2 separate regions of the Homo sapiens genome follow, and region 1 is linked to region 2. The links are chromatin loops, found by intact Hi-C in ENCODE. Cell type or tissue: prostate gland. All regions are shown on one strand. Links, peaks and the distances in the headings refer to the core of each region. The heading gives the core; the rest is flanking DNA.

Region 1 (9,457 bases), core at 1-8,000, 540 kb before region 2:
CTAATTTTTGTTGTATTTTTTAGTACAGATGGGGTTTCACCATGTTAGCCAGGATGGTCTCGATCTCCTGACCTTGTGATCCGCCCGCCTCGGCCTCCCAAAATGCTGGGATTACAGGTGTGAGCCACCGCACCCGGCCAAAACAAGATAATTTTTAACAAGATGATGGGAAGTAGGGAAGTGAAGTGGGCACTGAAGAGGGGAATGCTCAGCAAACCTGCACATGTCAGATTATGAGCTCTGTGCCCCACAGCTTGGTGAACATGAATGATCCCATGTCTAATTCCCTGTCATAATGGGTTGTTTTGAGCTCCAGGTAAATTAATTACCTGAGAAATGTATGATTCTGAAACAGAGGGTCAGGGACCAGGCACAAAGAATGGTGAAAGTGATAGATGGTTTGCTGATGATACAGGCGTGTCAGGGACGCCTGCAGCCTGCCCACCCCAGCTGATGTTGCAGGATCCTGCCTGGGTTTGTCCTTTATGCCTGCATCCCCAATGGTCTCATGTGGCCCAGAGATGTGGTTTTCTGCCTGACAGATGAGGAAAGGGAGCTTTAGGGATTCTGTGAACTGGATCCATTCCTATAAATGATAGGGAAAAGACTCAGCCTGAAATGGGTTTTTTATTTCTCTTTCTTTTGAGACAGAGTCTCGCTCTGTCACCCAGGCTGGAGTGCAGTGGCACGATCTCTGCTCACTGCAACTTCCATCTCCTGGGTTCAAGCGGTTCTCCTGCCTCAGCCTCCCAAGTAGCTGGAATTACAGGCGCCCACCACCATGCCCAGCTAATTTTTGCATTTTTAGTAGACAGGGTTTTGCCATGTTGGCCAGGCTGGTCTCAAACTCCTGACCTCCAGTGATCTGCCCGTCTCAGCTTCCCAAAGTTCTGGGATTACAGGTGTGAGTTACTGCGCCAGGCCTAAAATGGAATTGACCTCAGTGGCAAAGCTCTTCATCACGCAGCATCCTAAGTGTTGACTATCAGACAATCAGAATGACCCTGGGCTTGGGCAAAATGGTCTCCATCCATCACTTTGAAGTCATTCCCTACCACCCTCCACTCACCCCTACGATTCCCCAGAACTAACTTCCTGCTCTCTCTCCCCAGCTGTCTAAAGACCTCGTTAAACATCCTCGCAATAACTAACTGTGTGCTTTTGGAATCAGACTTGAAGCATCTGTCCAAGTACCCGAGCATTGGTCAACTAAAGACCCTGGACCTGAGTGGCACCAGACTGGCCAATTTCAGCCTTGTGCCGCTCCAAGTTCTCCTAGAAAAAGTTGCAGCCACCCTTGAGTACCTGGACTTAGATGACTGTGGCATCGTAGACTCCCAAGTCAACGCCATCCTGCCTGCCCTGAGCCGCTGCTTTGAGCTCACCACCTTCAGCTTCCGTGGAAATCCCATCTCCACGGCCACCCTGGAGAACCTGCTGTGCCACACAATCAGACTCAACAACTTATGCCTGGAGCTGTATCCTGCCCCGCGGGAGAGTTATGATGTTCGTGGTATCGTCTGCCGGAGCAGATTTGCCCAACTTGGGGCTGAGCTGATGGGGAGAGTGAGGGCCTTAAGGGAGCCCGAGAGGATCTTGTTCTGTACCGACTACTGCCCTCAGTGTGGCAACAGGTCACTTTACGACCTGGAGGTAGATCGGTGTTGCTGTTGAATGCCTGCCTATTTGGGTGGATATATCAAACTCTTTTTTCTGAACACTTGAAAACTAAAACCTAGGTCTTTTTGCGCCCAGGCTGGAGTTCAGTGGCACAATCCTGACTCATTGCAACCTCTGCCTCCTGAGTGCAAGCGCTTCTCCTGCCTCAGACGCACCCGCCATAACACTTTTTAAATATTTCAATCCCACATTTTAAAAGTTACATCTAGGCTGTGCACGGTGGCTCACACCTGTAATCTTAGCACTTCAGGAGGCTGAGGCGGGGGGGTGGCTCACGAGGTCAAGAGATCGAGACCATCCTGGCCAACATGGTGAAACCCCGTCTCTATTAAAAATACAAAAATTAGCTGGGCGTGGTGGCGCATGCCCGTAGTCCCAGCCACTCAGGAGGCTGAGGCAGGAGAATCGCTTGAACCCGGGAGGCAGAGGGTGCAGTGAGCCGAGATCATGCCACTGCACTCCAGTCTGACGACAGAGCGAGAATCTGTCTCAAAAAAGTAAATAAAAACAATCTGTCTCAAGAAAAAAAAAGTTACATCTTTTTGGGGAGCTAGCTCAGATTGATGAGAGATTTTCTCATAACACCTACCCTCTCTCTCTATCAAGGAAGAGACTAGTGCAGAGTGTTTTGGAATCTCACATCATCAAAGGGTGGATAACGATCAAGTGCCTGTGGGTGATGAGTGACCTTCCCTGTGTTGAAGAAACCTACTTAAAGGGCACCTAAGTGAAGGATCCTGCTGAGGATTCAGGGGCTGGTGTTGCTGCCAGGGATCTTAGCCAAGAGCCTCAGTTTCCCTGTAAAATCAGGATGGTAGTGTCCAACAGCTTATGGGACCCTTGTAGGATCCGATAAGATGGTCCATGTTTAGGGCTTGGCATGGGGCCTGGCATAAGTAAGATCAATACACCTTGTTCTTTTCTCTCTTCTCAGCAGAAGTCCCAGCATTTTTCATCTTTCTTTCTTTTTTTTTTTTTTTTTAAGACAAAGCCTTGCTCTTCACCAGGCTGGAGTGCAGTGGTGCAATCTTGGCTCACTGCAACCTCCGCCTCTCGGGTTCAAGCGATTCTCCTGCCTCGTGCTCCCGAGCAGCTAGGACTACAGGCGCGCGCCACCACGCCCCGCTAATATTTGTATTTTTAGTAGAGACGGGGTTTCACCATGTTGGCCAGGATGGTCTCGATCTCCTGACCTCGTGATCCTCCCTGCTCGGCATCCCAAAGTGCTGGGATTACAGGCGTGAGCCACCGCGCCCAGCCGCATTTTTCATCTTTTAATCTCACCTCCATTTCCTGGTAACAGGGAGGCAACAAGAACCCAGGACATGCAATGGGGCTCAGCTTCTACACGCCGCCACAATTTCATCATGATTCCCCCAAACAGCAGAGCCCCAGGAGCCAGCAGGGGACGGGCTGGGCAGTGCAGGACTGGATTCATTTCCAGTGATTATAAAATCAAAATTTCCAGTCCATGGGTCTCGACTGCCATCTGCTGGTAGATGAGACCAGATGGTGTAATTTAGTGTTGCAAGGATTATATTTTATGGTATATTAAAAATTTTACTATTATGTAAATACTATTTGAGTACAAATATTTGTGTTGTCATTTATGTATATTAAAGATATAGAACTTTTAAAGAATGCAGTGTGATATTTTAAGAATGGTTAACAGCTGGGAGCAGTGGCAACAGAGCAAGACTCCGTCTCAGGAAAAAAAAAACAGGCCGGGCGCAGTGGCTCATGCCTGAAATCCCAGCACTTTGGGAGGCCGAGGCAGGCGGATCAACTGAGGTCAGGAGTTCGAGACTAGCCTGGCAACATGGGGAAACCCTGTCTCTACTAAAAAATACAAAATTAGCCGGGCGTGGTGGTGCATGTCTGTAAGGCGGCTGAGGCAGGAGAATCACTTGAACCCGGGAGGCGGAGGTTGCGGTGAGCTGAGATCGCGCCATTGCACTACAGCCTGGGCAACAAGAGCGAGACTCCGTCTCAAAAAAAAAAAAAAAAGAATGAAAGAATGGTTAACTTAGTTTGGATTTTCAAAAAGAATGAGATTTTTAAAACTAATTTTAAAAACACTGAACAAGAATCGCTTGTTCTTTAAATATACTTAGAATAGTACAATTTTAGCATTGGAAGGAAGCATTACAGGTTTTTTTAAGTATTGAGTTTATTTTATTTTATTTTATTTTGAGACCAGGTCTCACTCTCGTCCAGGCTGGAGTGCAGTGGCATGATCACGGCTCACTGCAGCCTCAACCTCCCAAGGCTCACGTGATCTTCCTGTCTCAGCCCACCTGGTAGCTGGAACAACAGGCATGAACCATCATGCCTGGCTTATTTTTGTATTTTTAGTAGAGACCAGGTTTCACCATGTTGCCCAGGCCGGTCTTGAACTTCTGGGCTCAAGCGATCCACCTGCCTGTGCCTCCCAAAGTGCTGGGATTACAGGTGTGAGCCACTGTGCCCAGGCTTCAGTTTGTTTATTTATTTATTTTTGAGAACGAGTTTCACTCTGTCGCCCAGGCTGGAGCACAGTGGCACGATCTCGGCTCACTGCAACCTCCGCCTCCAGGGTTCAAGCGATTCTACTGCCTCAGCCTCCCAAGTAGTTGGGATTACAGGCATGAGCCACCACGCCTGGCTAAGTTTTGTATTATTATTGTTATTTTTATTTTTAGTAGAGACAGGGCTTTGCCAAGTTGGCCAGGCTGGTCTCGGACCCCGGACCTCAGGTGATCCACCTGCCTCGGCCTCCCAAAGTGCTAGGACTACAGGTGTGAGCCACCATGCCCGGCCTATTATTATTTATTTATATTTTTATTTATTTTATTTTATTTATTTTTTTTTTGAGATGGAGTTTCACTCTTGTTGCCCAGGCTGGAGGCAATGGTGCGATCTCTGCTCACTGCAACTTCTGCCTACCAGGTTCAAGCAATTCTCCTGCCTCAGCCTCCAGAGTCGCTGGGACTACAGGTGCCCACCACAATGCCCGGCTAATTTTTTGTATTTTTAGTAGAGACGGGGTTTCACCATGTTAGCCAGGCTGATCTCAAACTCCTGATCTCAAGTGATCCACCTGTCTCGGCCTCCTAAAGTGCTGGGATTTCAGGCATGAGCCAGCACACCCAGCCTATTTTTTTTTTTTTTAATAGAAGTTTTAGGTTCACAGAAAAACTAAACAGAAAGTGCAGAGTTCTCATCTACCCCCTTCCTCCTTCAACACACAGCACCCCTACGGGATCAACACCCACACCAGCACAGAGCATTCGTCACAATCAATGAGCCACATGGACACATCATCATCACCCAATGTCCATAGTTTACATGCAGGATCACTGCTGGTTTTGTATATGCTATGGATTTTAATAAAGGGATAATGACAGATATCCACCATTAGAACATCATGCAGAGTAGTTTTCTTTCCCTAAAGTCCTCTGTCCTCTTCCCACTCATCCCATTGTATTCTCACCCCCTGGCAACCACTGGGCTTTCTACTCTCTCCATAGAAAAAGGCAAAAGCCTTTTCCAGAATGTGTAACAGGATGAGTCTTTTCACATTGCCTTCTTTCACTTGTACAATAACATCATGCATTTAGGAATCTTTCTTTACTTTTTTTTTTTTTTTTTTTTTTTTTTTTGAGACGGAGTCTCGTTCTGTTGCTCAGGCTGGAGTGCAGTGGTGCGATCTTGGGTCACTCCAATCTCCACCTCCTGGATTCAAGCAATTCTCTGCCTCAGCCTCCCGAGTAGCTAGGATTACAGGCACCCACCACCATCCCCGGCTAATTTTTGTATTTTTAGTAGAGACGGGGTTTCACCATCTTGACCACGCTGGTCTTGAACTCCTGACCTCATGATCCACTCACCTCAGCCTACCAAAGTGCTGGGATTACAGGTGTGAACCACTGCACCCAGCCAGGAATATTTCATGTCTTTTTATGGCTTCATAATAGTTCACTGACCGGATGGATCACAGTTTGTTTATCCAGTCACCTACTGAATGGCATCTTGCTTGCTTCCAAGTTTTGGCAATTAAGAATAAAGCTGCTATAAACATCCAGGTGTGAGTGTACTCATTTTGTTAAATACCCAGGAGCATGATTACTGAATTGTATGGGTACGGTATGTTTTACAAGGATTTTTTCTTTTTTCTTTTTCTTTTTTTTTTTTTTTTTTTTGAGACGGAGTCTCACTGTCACCCAGGCTGGAGTGCAGTGGCGTGATCTCAGCTCACCGCAACCTCCACCTCCCAGGTTCAAGTGATTCTCCTGCCTCAGCCTCCGGAGTAGCTGGGATTGCAGGCACGCACTGCCAGGCACAGCTAATTTTTATATTTTTGGTAGAGATGAGGTTTCACCATGTTGGCCAGGCTGGTCTCGAACTGACCACAGGTGATCCGCCCGCCTCAGCTTCCCAAAGTGGTGGGATTACAGGCATGAGCCACCATGCCCAGCCTAAGGATTTTTTCTTTCTTGAAAATCTCACTTGTTAGATATTGCTGCTAAAGGTCAGGGACTTTGTCTCCATTATCCTGTGGTCCCACTGCTGAGCATGGAACCTGGCGCTTGGTAGCAAATGCTGTTGACCACGGGATGCATGAAAATGTTTTGCCATTGGCCGGGCGCTGTGACTCATGCCTGTAATCCTAGCACTTTGGGAAGCAGAGGCAGGCGGATCACCTGAGGTCAAGAGTTCGAGACCAGCCTGACCAACGTGGAGAAACCCTGTCTCTACTAAAAAAAAAATGACAAAATTAGCTGGGCATGGTCGCTTATGCCTGTAACCCAGCTACTCGGGAGGCTGAGGCAGGAGAATCGCTTGAACCTGGGAGGCGGAGATTGCAGTGAGCTGAGATCACACCATTGCACTCCAGCCTGGGCAACAAGAGTGAAACTCCATCTCAAAAAAAAAAAAAAAAAATTGCTAACTTGGGTACATCAACATTATCCAACAAATAAATTGGATTGTGAAAAAAATAGCCCTTGTGACACTGTGGCCACTCCATGTGTATCATGAAAGTCCAGCAACTGGCTGGGCGCGGTAGCTCACATCTGTAATCTCAGCACTTTGGGAGGCCGAGGTGTGCGGATCCCTTGAGGTCAGGAGTTCAAGACCAGCCTGACTAACATGGTGAAACCCTGTCTCTATTAAAAATGCAAAATTAGCTGGGCGTGGTGGCATATACCTGTAGTTCCAGCTACTGGGGAGGCTGAGGGAGGAGCATTGCTTGAACCTGGGAGGCGAAGGTTGCAGTGATCCAAGATCGCACCAATGAACTCTAGCCTGGGTAACAGAGTGAGACTCCATATCAAAAAAAAAAAAAAAAAGATAAGAAAGTCCAGCATAGTAAGAGGTACACAGAGGCACATGTGGGTGAGCTTCATTTGTTTCTCATTCTTTTTTTCCTCCCTTTGGACAGAATTCTCAATGCAAAACATCCTAAAAACACAGAGCAAATGTCTCCTCTAATTTCCTTATCCCAGACTTCTCTCCATAGTGTGTGTGCTAGTGTGCTATCTTCCAGACTCTTCTGTGACTTGCTATACATTTCTTTTCTTTTCTTTTGGGGGTGGGGGACAGTCTTGCTCTGTCACCAGGCTGGAGTACAGTGACGTGATCTCGGCTCACTGCAACCTCCGCCTCTCGGGTTAAAGCGATTCTCCTGCCTCAGCCTCCCAAGCAGCTGAGACTACAGGCGTGTGCCACCATGCCCAGCTAGTTTTTGTATTTTTAGTAGAGATGGGGTTTCACCATGCTGACCAGGATGGTTTTGATCTCTTGACCTTGGGATCCGCCCACCTCAGCCTCCCAAAGTGCTGGGATTACAGGCGTGAGTCATTGCACCCGGTCGCAACTTGCTATACATTTCTTTTGTTTTGTTTGTTTGTTTGTTTTGTTTTTGTGGTTTTTTTGAGACAGAGTCTCGCTCTGTCACCCAGGCTGGAGTACAGTGGCGCGATCTCAGCTCACTGTAATCTCCATCTTCTAGGTTCAAGCAATTCTCCTGTCTCAACCTCCTTAGTAGCTATGATTACAGGTGTGTGCCACCACGCCCAGCCCTAAATTATCTTTGGTGAGTTTTTTTTTTTCCCCCACTATTGTAAGTATTTTTAGCTTCCAGGGCCAGAAAGCTTATGCATGAAAAAGGCAGGTCTACCAGAAGGTGGAGTACTCAGCTCTTTAGAAATTAGAGATCCAGGTGAGGTGGCTCACACCTGTAATCTCAGCAATTTGGGAGGCCAAGGCGGGCGGATCATGAGGTCAGGAGATAGAGACCATCCTGGCCAACATGGTGAAACCCTGTCTCTACTAAAAATACAAAAAAAAATTAGCCAGGCATGGAGGTGGGTGCCTGTAATCCCAGCTAATCGGGAGGCTGAGGCAGGAGAACCACTTGAACCCAGGAGGCAGAGGTTGCAATGAGCCGAGATTGCACCACTGCACTCCAGCCTGGTGACAGAGCAAGACTCCATCTTAAAAGAAAAAAAAAAAAGAAAGAAAGAAAGAATAAAGAAAGAAATCAGAGATCCCGGCTGGGCATAGTGGCTCACGCCTGTAATCCCTGCACTTTGGGAGGCTGAGGCAGGCGGATCACGAAGGCAGGAGTTCGAGACCAGCCTAGCCAACATAGTAAAACCCCGTTTCTACAGATCCCATTTTCATGTTGGATCTTGGGTCTCTCACAGCAGAGATGGTTTTGGCTCCAAGATCTGCTCAACCAACATAGCCAATAATTTTTCAATTTCTCTCCAAGCAGGTCAGACACCTGAGGCTTTTTTACCTAAATATGAAAAAAAAAAAAAGAAAAGAAAAAGAACCCACATACCTGTGATTTCCATAAGCTGGAGTTTATGCCTCCCTGCAGTAATAAACACTGACGGCAATTGTCAATTTCCTTTACGACTACGCCTTTTGGCCGGCCGTGGTGGCTCACGCCTGTAATCCCAGCACTTTGGGAGGCAGATCATTTGAGGTCAGGAGTTTGAGACCAGCCTGGCCAACATGGTGAAAGTCCATCTCTACTAAAAATAAAAAATTAGCCGGGTGTGGTGGCACGTGCCTTTAGTCCCAGCTACTGGGGAGGCTGAGGCAGGAGAATCGCTTGAACCTGGGAGGCAGGGGTTGCAGTGAGCCAAGATCAAGCCACTGCACTCAAACCCACCCAAAAAAAACAGGCTGGAGGATGGGATTTACAAGGGGAAACATTTTCTCCCACTCAGAACCATCCCTGCGCTGACGGGTGGACCTGGAGAATCTAGCCTTTCACTTAGGGTGAGAAAGCAACGTTCCGGCTTTATGTAGTGGTATTAATTCCAGTTCTCCATCCTTTGTAGGCTCTGGCCTATTTTCCTGTCCCTCCCCTATGTGGGTATTAAAATCTATGCCCCTAGATTACTGGGCTCATAATGACTCCCTGCATGACGTTTTTCCTGCCCTTCGCAGACATTACTTTAGTTCACTTCCTCACCACTCTAGTTGCAATCTTCATTTTGTTTTTGTTTTTGTTTTTGTTTTGAGATGGAGTCTCGCTCTGTCACCCAGGCTGGAGTGCAGTGGTGCGATCTTGGCTCACTGCAAGCTCCACCTCCCAGGTTCAAGCCATTCTCCTGCCTCAGCCTCCCAAGTAGCTGGGACACAGGCACCCGCCACCACACCTGGCAAATTTTTTGCATTTTTAGTAGAGACGGGGTTTCACCGTGTTAGCCAGGAGGGTCTCGATCTCCTGACCTTGTAATCCACCCTCCTCGGCCTCCCAAAGTGCTGGGATTACAGG
Region 2 (9,530 bases), core at 474-8,473:
ATGAAAGAAGAGGCACTGAGGAAAGTCCTTGGGACTTCTTAGTACCCCTCCTCTGGGGTGGGCCATCTTCTCCAGAGGGTTACAGCCTGCGGCCCATGATTGTAGAGTCACGCCAGTCATTCTAAGAAACGTCCTTCTATTGGACTCATCACTGGTGTCTGCTCATCATGAGCGCCCATCATCCCAGCACCTCGTAGGACCTGTAGTGAGGATTCTGTAAAGGCTGCTGGATGAATGAGTGATGGGTGCATTAATTAATCCCAATTAGAACCGGAAACTCAGTTCCCATTTTTTATTAACTGAGATAATGTTGTTTTGTATTAATTTTCTCTAAATCATTATTACATTCCCTTGCTGGCATTCCCTCTTTGTCATTGTCACTAATGTGTACAGTCTTCAAGTTGAGTCTTCCTTACTTGGAATGTCAACCTGCAATAATTTTTAGGGATGTCTGTAGATGTTACTACATCATTTCTTTTCTTTTTTTTCTTTTTTTTTTTTTGATCATTTATAAAAATGTCAGCTTGGCCAGTTCCAGCCCCAAGTCTCTCGGTGGGCTTACTGTTTACATTTTTGCATCCAGAGACATGTCCCTTTGTCTCTATCTTTAATTCCTGCCTGTTCCTGACCAATGACAAAACTGTCCTCCAATTCCCTGCCAGCTCATGTTTCAAAAGGAACTTTTAGGAGAAATATTTCTTAGGAAGTATTCTGACATGCATACGATTATTCTTTTCTTTCTGGGCATCCCTCCAGGAATCTCGTGACTAAGTTTGTGTACTCCAAGCATGGCCCACCTAATGGTATGGTAATTGCTTTGGCTCTCGCAGGAAGTCTGCACTCATAATGTGATTGTGCATATGCTTGGAGCATGATATGCACCCACTATTTTGTTGTTGGGAAAAAATTATTACTTTCAGATTAAAAAACAAAAACCGTGGACTTGAAGGATGTATAGAGAAGATGTGGGAAGAGATTGAGGGAGCTGCTCACCTGTGTTTTGTTTTTTAGATAGATGAGTAAATAAAGACCCAAGGAAGGGAGGAATGTTTCCAAGGACATGAGAGTTGTTGGTTACTAAGTGAAGCTATGGCATCCCAGGTCAGGAGTCTAATTGTATGAATTGTATTAATTTTGTCTGTATGTTGGTGGGTAGCTGAGGGCATGATGAGGCTGGGGAGACCATTGTGAGTCTTCTTTATGAGATGATCTTGCATTTACTCTGAGCCTTGTAGGGAAGCTCCAGCAGTTGGGGTAGAAGAAGAAATCCTGCCTTGTGTTGGAGCCTTGTGACCTGCCAGGATCCCGGAGAAGGTTATGAATCAGGGAGTAAGAGACTCGGATCATTGCTACTTGGCCAATGACTAGCCTGACCTAGGAGTCAGGTGGCCTCCCCAGACTTCTGTCCCCTCACTCGTAATGTGTGGAAATGCAAAATAAAATGATATATGCAGACTCTAAGGCCAGTGCCCCTGGATATGGGCAGTGAGAGAGACAATCCAGATCCCTGCTCTTCTGGGACAGGGAGACAGGAAACAGCTAAGCAAGCTAAACTAAGATAATTTGACAGTAATGAGTGCCCTTCAGACAGTAAAAGGTTAATCAGACATGGAGTGACTTGGGGATGGGTTTGGGTTGGGTACCCCTGTGTTTTAGTCCATTTAGTGTTGCTATAAGGGAATATGTGAGGCTGGGTAATTTGCATAGAAAAAAATTATTTGACTCCCAAATTCTGATGGTTAGAAAGTTCAGGATTGGGCATCTGCATCTGGTGAGGGCCTCAGGCTGCTTCTACTCATGGCAGAAGGCAAAGGGAAGCCAGGTGTGCAGAGATCGCCGGGTGAGAGAGAAAGCAAGGTGGGGATGGGTGAGATGTGAGGCACTTTTTAAGAATAAACTCTCACTGGAACCAGTGAGTGAGACAGTGAGAACTCACGCTCTGGGGGATGGCGTTAATCTATTCATGAAAGATCCACTCCATGACCCAAACACCTCTCATTAGGCCCCATCTCAAATTTGGAGACCAAATTTCAGTATGAGACTTGGAAGGGACAAACATCCAAACCACAGCACTTTGTTTCTAATAGGACAGGGGTGGCTACTACCAGTAGAAGTATGATGATGACATCCAGGGAACAGGAAACGGAACAGGGACGTTCAGTGCTGGACATTCAAGGATGGGAATGTGATAGTAATTCAGGTTATTGAATAGGCATGTGCATGAATATTCACCTCATTCGTTCATTCATATATTTATTAAGCATTTACCATGTGCTGGGCATTGCTCAGGCATTAGGTACACAACAGGGAACACCAAAACCATGATGTGTGTGCACCCAGAGCTTATAGTGGAATGGGGAAGACAGAAGTTATTGTAATTATGCACACGTAGATATTCAATTGCTAATTTTTAAAAAATTTAGCCTTATACTTTTCCTTAATTCCACTTCACTAAAAATTAAAAATTGGCTGGGTGCGGTGGCTCACGCCTGTAATCCCAGCACTTTGGGAGGCCGAGGCGGGCGGATCACGAGGTCAGAGGATAGAGACCATCCTGGCTAACACGGTGAAACCCCGTCTCTACTAAAAATACAAAAAAAAAATTAGCCGGGCATAGTGGCGGGCACCTGTAGTCCCAGCTATTCGGGAGGCTGAGGCAGGAGAATGGCATGAACCCGGGAGGCAGAGCTTGCCATGAGCCGAGATTGCGCCACTGCACTCCAGCCTGGGCGACAGAGCCAGACTCCATCTCAAAAAAAAAAAAAAAATTAAAAATTAACATATTGGGAGAGAAACTAATTTGAAGGGCAGATCAGGGAAGGCTTCTCTGGGGTCATATTTAAGCAGAGACTAGGGGGTTAGGTAGGAATCATCCAGCCTGGGAGAACTGGTGGTGACGAGGCCCTGTGGGCAGATAGATACATCTATGGGAGGCAGACCTGGAAGAGCCAAAGGGCATGGTAGATTTCAGAACAGAGAGGAGACCAATGTGGCTGGAGCCAAGGCGGGAGTGGAAGTGAATTGGAGGCAGAGATGAGAAATGCAGGAGCTAGGCTGCTCAGGTCCTTGGTAAGAATTATAGGCTCTACTAGATTGGTGAGGTCTGACCGCAGCTAAGAAAAGCCAGGTGTGAACATCCATCCCACCCATCCTGGTTAGCATCTGCCCTGTTGATCATGCCTGTGGTCTAGGCCCACCCACAGTCTTGCTTTCCATTTTCACTCCCACCATCATGAATCTCAACCCCTGATTCCACCATGTCCAGGTGATTGCAGGTGTCTCCCAAGTGATCCCTCTAGAAGCCCCTGGGAGGTGATCAGGAATTAGTGCCCTTACAGAAGAGACCCCAGAGAGCTAGCTAGCGCTTTCTACCAGGTGAGGATGTAGCCGAGAAACACTTCTGTGAGTCAGAAGATGGTCCTCACCAAAACCAAATCTGCCACCACCTTGATCTTAGACTTCCCAGCCTCCAGAGCTGTTGTTTATAAGCCACCCAGTGTACAGAATCTCTATTGCAGTAGCTCACAGGAACTCAGACAAGGACCATACCCGACCTCACCTTGAGATGCTCTGGGATGGACTGTAAGTTGGCAGGGAGGAATTAGCAGCCAGGATCCACATCTAATTCTCTTTATCCTCAGTCCCCAGCACACTTAGAAATGCTTCAATAGAGTAAGGTCACATTGAATGTGAATGTCAGAATTGATTGGCAGTCCATCCCTCTGATCCTATTGGAACATGGCCCTGCCCTCTCGCACCCTCAGGGCCTTTGCACTTGTTCCCTTTGCATGGGATCATTTCCCCATCCTTCTCACCACATGAGCGCCTATGCATCCTTCAGTTCTCATTATAGATCACAGATGCTTCTTTCAGGAAACCTCACCTGACCAGGTGAGATGTCCACATCATACCCTCAATTTATTTACCTCCACCCTGGGAAATTACCAAATTAAGGCAGCCTTTCTCATTAGATTGTGAGCTCCTTGTGCACAGGGCCTGGGTCTGATTCACTCTCTTTAGATTTGCTGCCCAACACCCTCCGTGGCTTATAAATAGCACCTAATAAATGGCCATTCATTGTCGAAGGACTATAATGCAGTGGGCACTGCATTTGGAGCTGGGGAAGGAGGCAATGATGAATAGAAACGGATACAGACTATTCCTTCTATTTTCATGTGTATTTGAAGTTTTTCATAATAAAAAGTCCAAAAAACATGTAAACCCCACCCCCGCCTTCACAAAGGGTACAGTCTAATGGGGAAAAAGCCATTAATAAAATAATCACAGAATTTATCATTAAAAATCATGTTTAGCCATATGGAGGAAAAGCAATAATAAATAATTCACTTCTACAATTCTTGAGTATATGCCAAGCATTGTTTTAAAAGTTCTGTGTGCATTACTCATTTAGTCCTCACAAAATCCCTACAAGGACGGCACTATCATTATCCCATTTTGTAGAAGGGGAAACTGAGGCAGAGAGCTTCGCCCAACATCACACAGGCAGGCAGAACTGGGATTCTAACCCGGACAGCCCAACTTTAGAGCCGATCGTTTGATTGTATCTATGGCTTTTATAAGGACATACCTTAAGTCATGTACGTTCTAGTAATGCCAGCACTAGTCCCAGAGTTGTCCTTGGAAGGTGCCGTTTTCCCACTTGCCGGGCCACAGAGATGAAGGTGAAATCAGAACCACAAACTCACACCTAACCAGGGCCATCTTGGAACGCTACGTGCAGCCACAGTGACCTCTGGTGGTCAAAGCATGAATGGCATGAATGCATCACATTGACGCCGGGAGACCAAACCTCAGGATGATTTCCCAAATCGGCTTGTATTTGCTAAGGCCTCATTCGGGTCCTACTTGGGCTAGTGTCTCCCAGGACACGAGGAAGGATAAGTTTCCAAAGGCGGACTGTCAGGGCTTGGTCAGTGGCTGGGGGCTACTGGGAGTCTGTGCTCCTGTGTTCTGTCCAGGCCTTCGGAAAACCCTGGCCTCAGCTCCATCCAGCTCCCCTCTCCTGGGGCTTCAGGACCTGGGGCTTCAGGACAGGGGGCTGTGTGGCTCTGTCATCCAGGTTCAGTTGGTAACATCTTTTGCAGGCACTGTGTCCCTGGCTGAGAAGGGGACAGTTACTCATTCATTCATTTGATCAAATATTTATTGAGCATCTACTGTATGCCAGGCACATTCTAGGTGCTGAGAAGAAAGCAAAGAATAAAAGAGACAACGTTCCTGCATTCCTTCTCCCCTACATTAGGGGCTGAGCCCCTTTTTCCCACCTCCCTTTTCCCTCTCCTGCCCCCACCCTCTTCTTCCAACTTATAATGTAGTGTAATGATTTCATTCCTGGGGTTCGCGTGTGTGTGGAGTCTCTGTGTGTTGAACAAAAGGAACTTGACTTCTACTGCACTCAAAGAATAAACCATAAACTGCACTCAAAGAATAAACCATAAACCAGAACAGACAGACAGACACACGTATACACACACACATGCACATGTACAAATTCCTGACCTCATGATGTTTGCATTCTAGTGAGGAGAGACAGACCATAAACAGGTGATCATAAATGTCACAGAGAAAAGTAAAGCCACAGCAAGAGGGTCAGGAGTGGAGTGGTGGATGGGAGTCATTTTGTTTGGGCTGGGCTGGGATGCCTTGATGATATTTAATGAAGGCCCAAGGTGCCTTGTAGGGGTGCAATTGGTTTGTTCCCTTTCTCTCTGTCTCTTTCTCCACTGCAATTATCCAGAAGTTAATACATACAGTGGTACAAGTAGATGTTTTCATGTTTGAGAGTCAAAGATTCTAGAGGCAGTCACTCAGGGTGACATTGAAGTAACAATTTTCTACTACTTTGTTATAGTAGCCCACAGGGACTCAGACAAGGACCATACCTGACCTCACCTTGAGATTCTCTGGGATGGACTGAAAGTTGGGAGGGAGGAATTAGCAGCCAGGATCCACGTCTAATTCTCTTTATCCTCTGTCCCCAGCACACTTGGAAATGCTTCAATACAGTAAGGTCATATTGAATGTGAATGTCAGAATTGATTGGCAGTCCATCCCTCTGATCCTATTTGAACGTGGCCCTGCCCTCTTGCACCCTCAGGGCCTTTGCACCTGTTCCCTTTGCCTGGGATCATTTCCTCTATCCTTCTCACCGCGTGAGCTCCTATGCATCCTTCTCACCTCAGCATAGATCCTAGGTGCTTCTTGCTGGCTGGAGCGTTGGCCATGCAGGAACGAACATTTGTCCTCTTTTTCCTGTTGTGCTTCACACTTGGAGAAGTGGATGCAGGGAGGTGAGCTGTGTGGATATCTGGGAAGAACATTCTGAGCTGTGGGAACAGCCTGTGCCGGGGCTCTGGGCTGGGTACTTGAGGGACAGTGAGGAGGCAGATGTGGCTACAGGTGCAGTAGGGGGGTCGGGGCGGAGCAGGAGGTGAGGCCAGAGAGTTGGGGGAGGTGACTCTCACAAGGGGCCTTAACAATACCTTGTCCCTATCTCTGGTGGGGCTGATTTTGGCCTTGAGGATGAAGGCAACACCTTCTCAGAATGCTGAGCAACTTTGTCCACACAGTGGAGGGGTGGAGGAGGTGAGCTCCTGACTCAGGTGCCCTGACACCATGTGGGGCTCTCTGGGGCCAGGCATCCTCAGAGGCTCTCACTTGCATCATTTCTTGTTTACTTTCCCAACAACCCCGGGTGATAGGCCTTATGCTACCCATTTTCTTTTTTCTTTTTGAGATGGAGTCTTGCTCTGTCACCCAGGCTGGAGTGCAGTGGCGTGATCTTGGCTCACTGCAACCTCCACCTGCCAGGTTCAAGCGATTCTCCTGCCTCAGCCTCCCATGTAGCCAGGATTACAGGAGTGCACCACCACGCCTGGCTAAGTTTTGTATTTTTAGTAGAGTGAGTGTTTCACGGTGTTGGCCAGGCTGGTCTTGAACTCCTGACCTCAGGTGATCTACCTGCCTTGGCCTCCCAAAGTGCTGGGATTACAGGCATGAGCCACTGCACCTGGCCTATCCTACCCATGCTCTAGATGAGAAAACTGAGGTGTAGAGAAGTAGAGAAGAGAGTTTTAGGTGGTCAGGACAGCTTGCTCGAAGCCATGGTGAATGGAGGATTTGGGGGTGTTCTGGTGACGGAGAAGTCTTGGAGAAGCTAAAGAGACAAATTGGGGCCAGTTTGTAGGGACTTGTGTATCATTATAGGAAGCTGGAACTTTATCTTGGTGTCAACAAGATAATAAAGGGATATGATAGGAAGGGATATTATACTACCTGTGTTTAAAAAATCTCTCTAATGTCTGTGGTGATGGGGAGTGGGGAAAGAGGGGCTGGAGAGTCAAGGAGATGGGAGATTTTGTGGACCATCTAAAATAGGCTGAGGGCTACTTTCAAGAGAGAAACTACCTGATTTAGAAACATCAGAAGGTGGAAGTGAGCAAGGGAGGCAGGTTAAGGGAAAGTATGAATTTTTTATTTTCTATTTTTCCTTTATTTTCTAGAACATTCAGCTCCATTTGGGGACGGTAGTGGGCACTGCAGAAGTGCTTGTTGGATCCAAATCCTCTAGCTACGTTGCTGGCTGTGTCCTTATTTAGTTCCTCACATGGATAGTGATTCCAAATGGACCACATCCTCTTCAGACCTAAGAAGACAGCATCTTCTATACACTGGGCATTTTGTGTTAGAAGATATTGCTTTAATTATTGTTCCTCTGGCTCCTTTATGAATGAGTCTATCATCCAGGCAATTATAGAATTTTCTAAGTAAGTAACAGCCACTTCTTATCTCCCTTAAAATTCTATTCATGCATCAAAGCCTAGCTCAGCCATCATCTCCTCCATGAAAAAACAAAAAAACAAAAAACCTTCATCTCCTTCTGTGTTCTTTAAAGGGTTAAATGTTTCTGCTGTGGTCTGTGTGTGTGTGTGTGTGTGTGTGTGTGTGTGTGTGTGTGTGTGTAGGGGTAGTGGATGACAGGGCAGTATACTGGATGTCATAATAGGCTTTGGAGTTAGATATCATACCTGTGTTTTAATCCTACTTCTGCCAATTGCCAGCTGTGCTATCTGGTTACTTAACCTCTCTGAGTCTTAGCTGTGTCATCAGTAAAACGGGATAAGAGTATCTACCTCCTAATGCTGTTGTGAGAGTTAAATAGGCTGATTGATCACAGAGCTTGGCACAATGTCTCCCATTTGCAAGTGCTCAAATAGTGGTGGTAGGGGTTGTTAACACTCTTCATCCATTTTTTAAAATTGTCTTGAAAATTATTTACTGAGTATCTACTATATGCCATATACAATCCTAGGCATATTCTATGTGCATCAGTGAATAAAACATATGTCTTCCCTGGAGGAGATACTATAGTTCTATATAGTCTAGATGGGGGAGATAGAAATAAACAATGGTGTTTAACAACGAGTAAGTGTATTTTATAGTGTATTAGAAGGTAATAAGTGCTGTGGACAAAAAAGAAGAAAGCAGTAGAAGTTGGTTGACAGTACTCAGGCAGGTAAATCAGTCAGCTACTGCTGCGTAACAAATAGTCACACAACCTGATGGCTTAAAACAACAACTGCTTATGTAGCCCCTAGTTCTGTAGTTCTGTGAGTCCGCAATAGGCTGGGTTCAGCTGGGCAGTTCTGGTCGTGGCTCACCTGGACTGTGCTCATTCATGTGTCTGTGGTTACCGGTTGGTCTAGGATGGCCTCAGGACAACTCTGTTCTTTAAACGTAGTCTCTCATGCTCCAGCAGGCCACCCCAGGCTTGCTTTCGTGGTAGAAGCAGGGTTCTGAGAGAGGCAAGTATCCCAGCCTTCTTGAGGCCTCTACTGGGTGGCATGACATCCCTTTTGCCGCATTCTGTCAGCCAAAGCAAGTCAAAGCCAGCCAGCTCTTGAAGGAAGGAGGTAAAAAGTTTACATCACAAAAGGTGTGGCTATGGGATGGAAAGTGAGGGGTGATAATTGTGGTCACTCTTGCAGTCAATCTACCACAGTGAGAAGGGTGCAGGTCGCAGCATTAAACAGGCTGGCAGGGAAAGCTCTCCCTGAGAAACTGACAGTTGGACAAAGACTCGAAGCAGATGAGGGAGCTGGTGAGGCAAGTGGTGTAGATAAGAGGGTGCCAGGTGGAGGGCATGGCTAGAGCAAAGGCCCTGGGGCAGGGACGCACCTGGGGCATTCCAGACACAGCAGGAGAGTGAGGCTGGAGGGCAGAGTGAGAGCAGCAGGGGAGGACAGAGAGGCCACCTGATGAGTGCAGGTCAAGGCAGGGACTCTGCCTTCCACCCTGAGTGACATGGAGGGGTGGGCGCTAGAGAGGTTTGGGCAGGAGGTCAGGATCTAACTTGCAGTTTTAAAAGATGATTTCAAGTTCTGTGTTGAGACTAGATAGTAGGGGGCAAGGGTCCAAGCAGGGGGACCTGATGGGAGGCTCCTGGGGAGGAGATGGTGACTCACGCCCTGGGAAATTCACAGCACCTGCCCCTAGACGCTGTGGGACGT

Evidence for each region. A loop is a pair of places that touch in the nucleus more often than their neighbours do. Peaks named below come from ENCODE experiments on the same cell type or tissue, not always from the same donor. Only the 100,000 strongest peaks of a DNase experiment are listed, where the experiment ranks them.
Region 1: it touches region 2 in a loop (5-fold over the local background); 2 of 110 quality-filtered maps call a loop at or near these places.

The regions. Positions count from the first base shown.
Region 1 is chr1:13,419,585-13,429,041 of GRCh38, forward strand. It overlaps PRAMEF20 (PRAME family member 20), which reads left to right. Exons shown (of 4, transcript NM_001099852.2): 4 at 1,113-1,744. The coding sequence ends at 1,674. Among named protein-coding and RNA genes, the nearest start is that of PRAMEF20, 14 kb to the left of the region's middle. In prostate gland, for the core only: a CTCF peak has its summit at 3,169 (motif pointing left); a DNase peak (open chromatin) is centred at 3,137.
Region 2 is chr1:13,955,822-13,965,351 of GRCh38, forward strand. It overlaps a transcript of KAZN not described here. Among named protein-coding and RNA genes, the nearest start is that of PRDM2, 260 kb to the left of the region's middle. In prostate gland, for the core only: a CTCF peak has its summit at 4,762 (motif pointing left); a DNase peak (open chromatin) is centred at 4,750.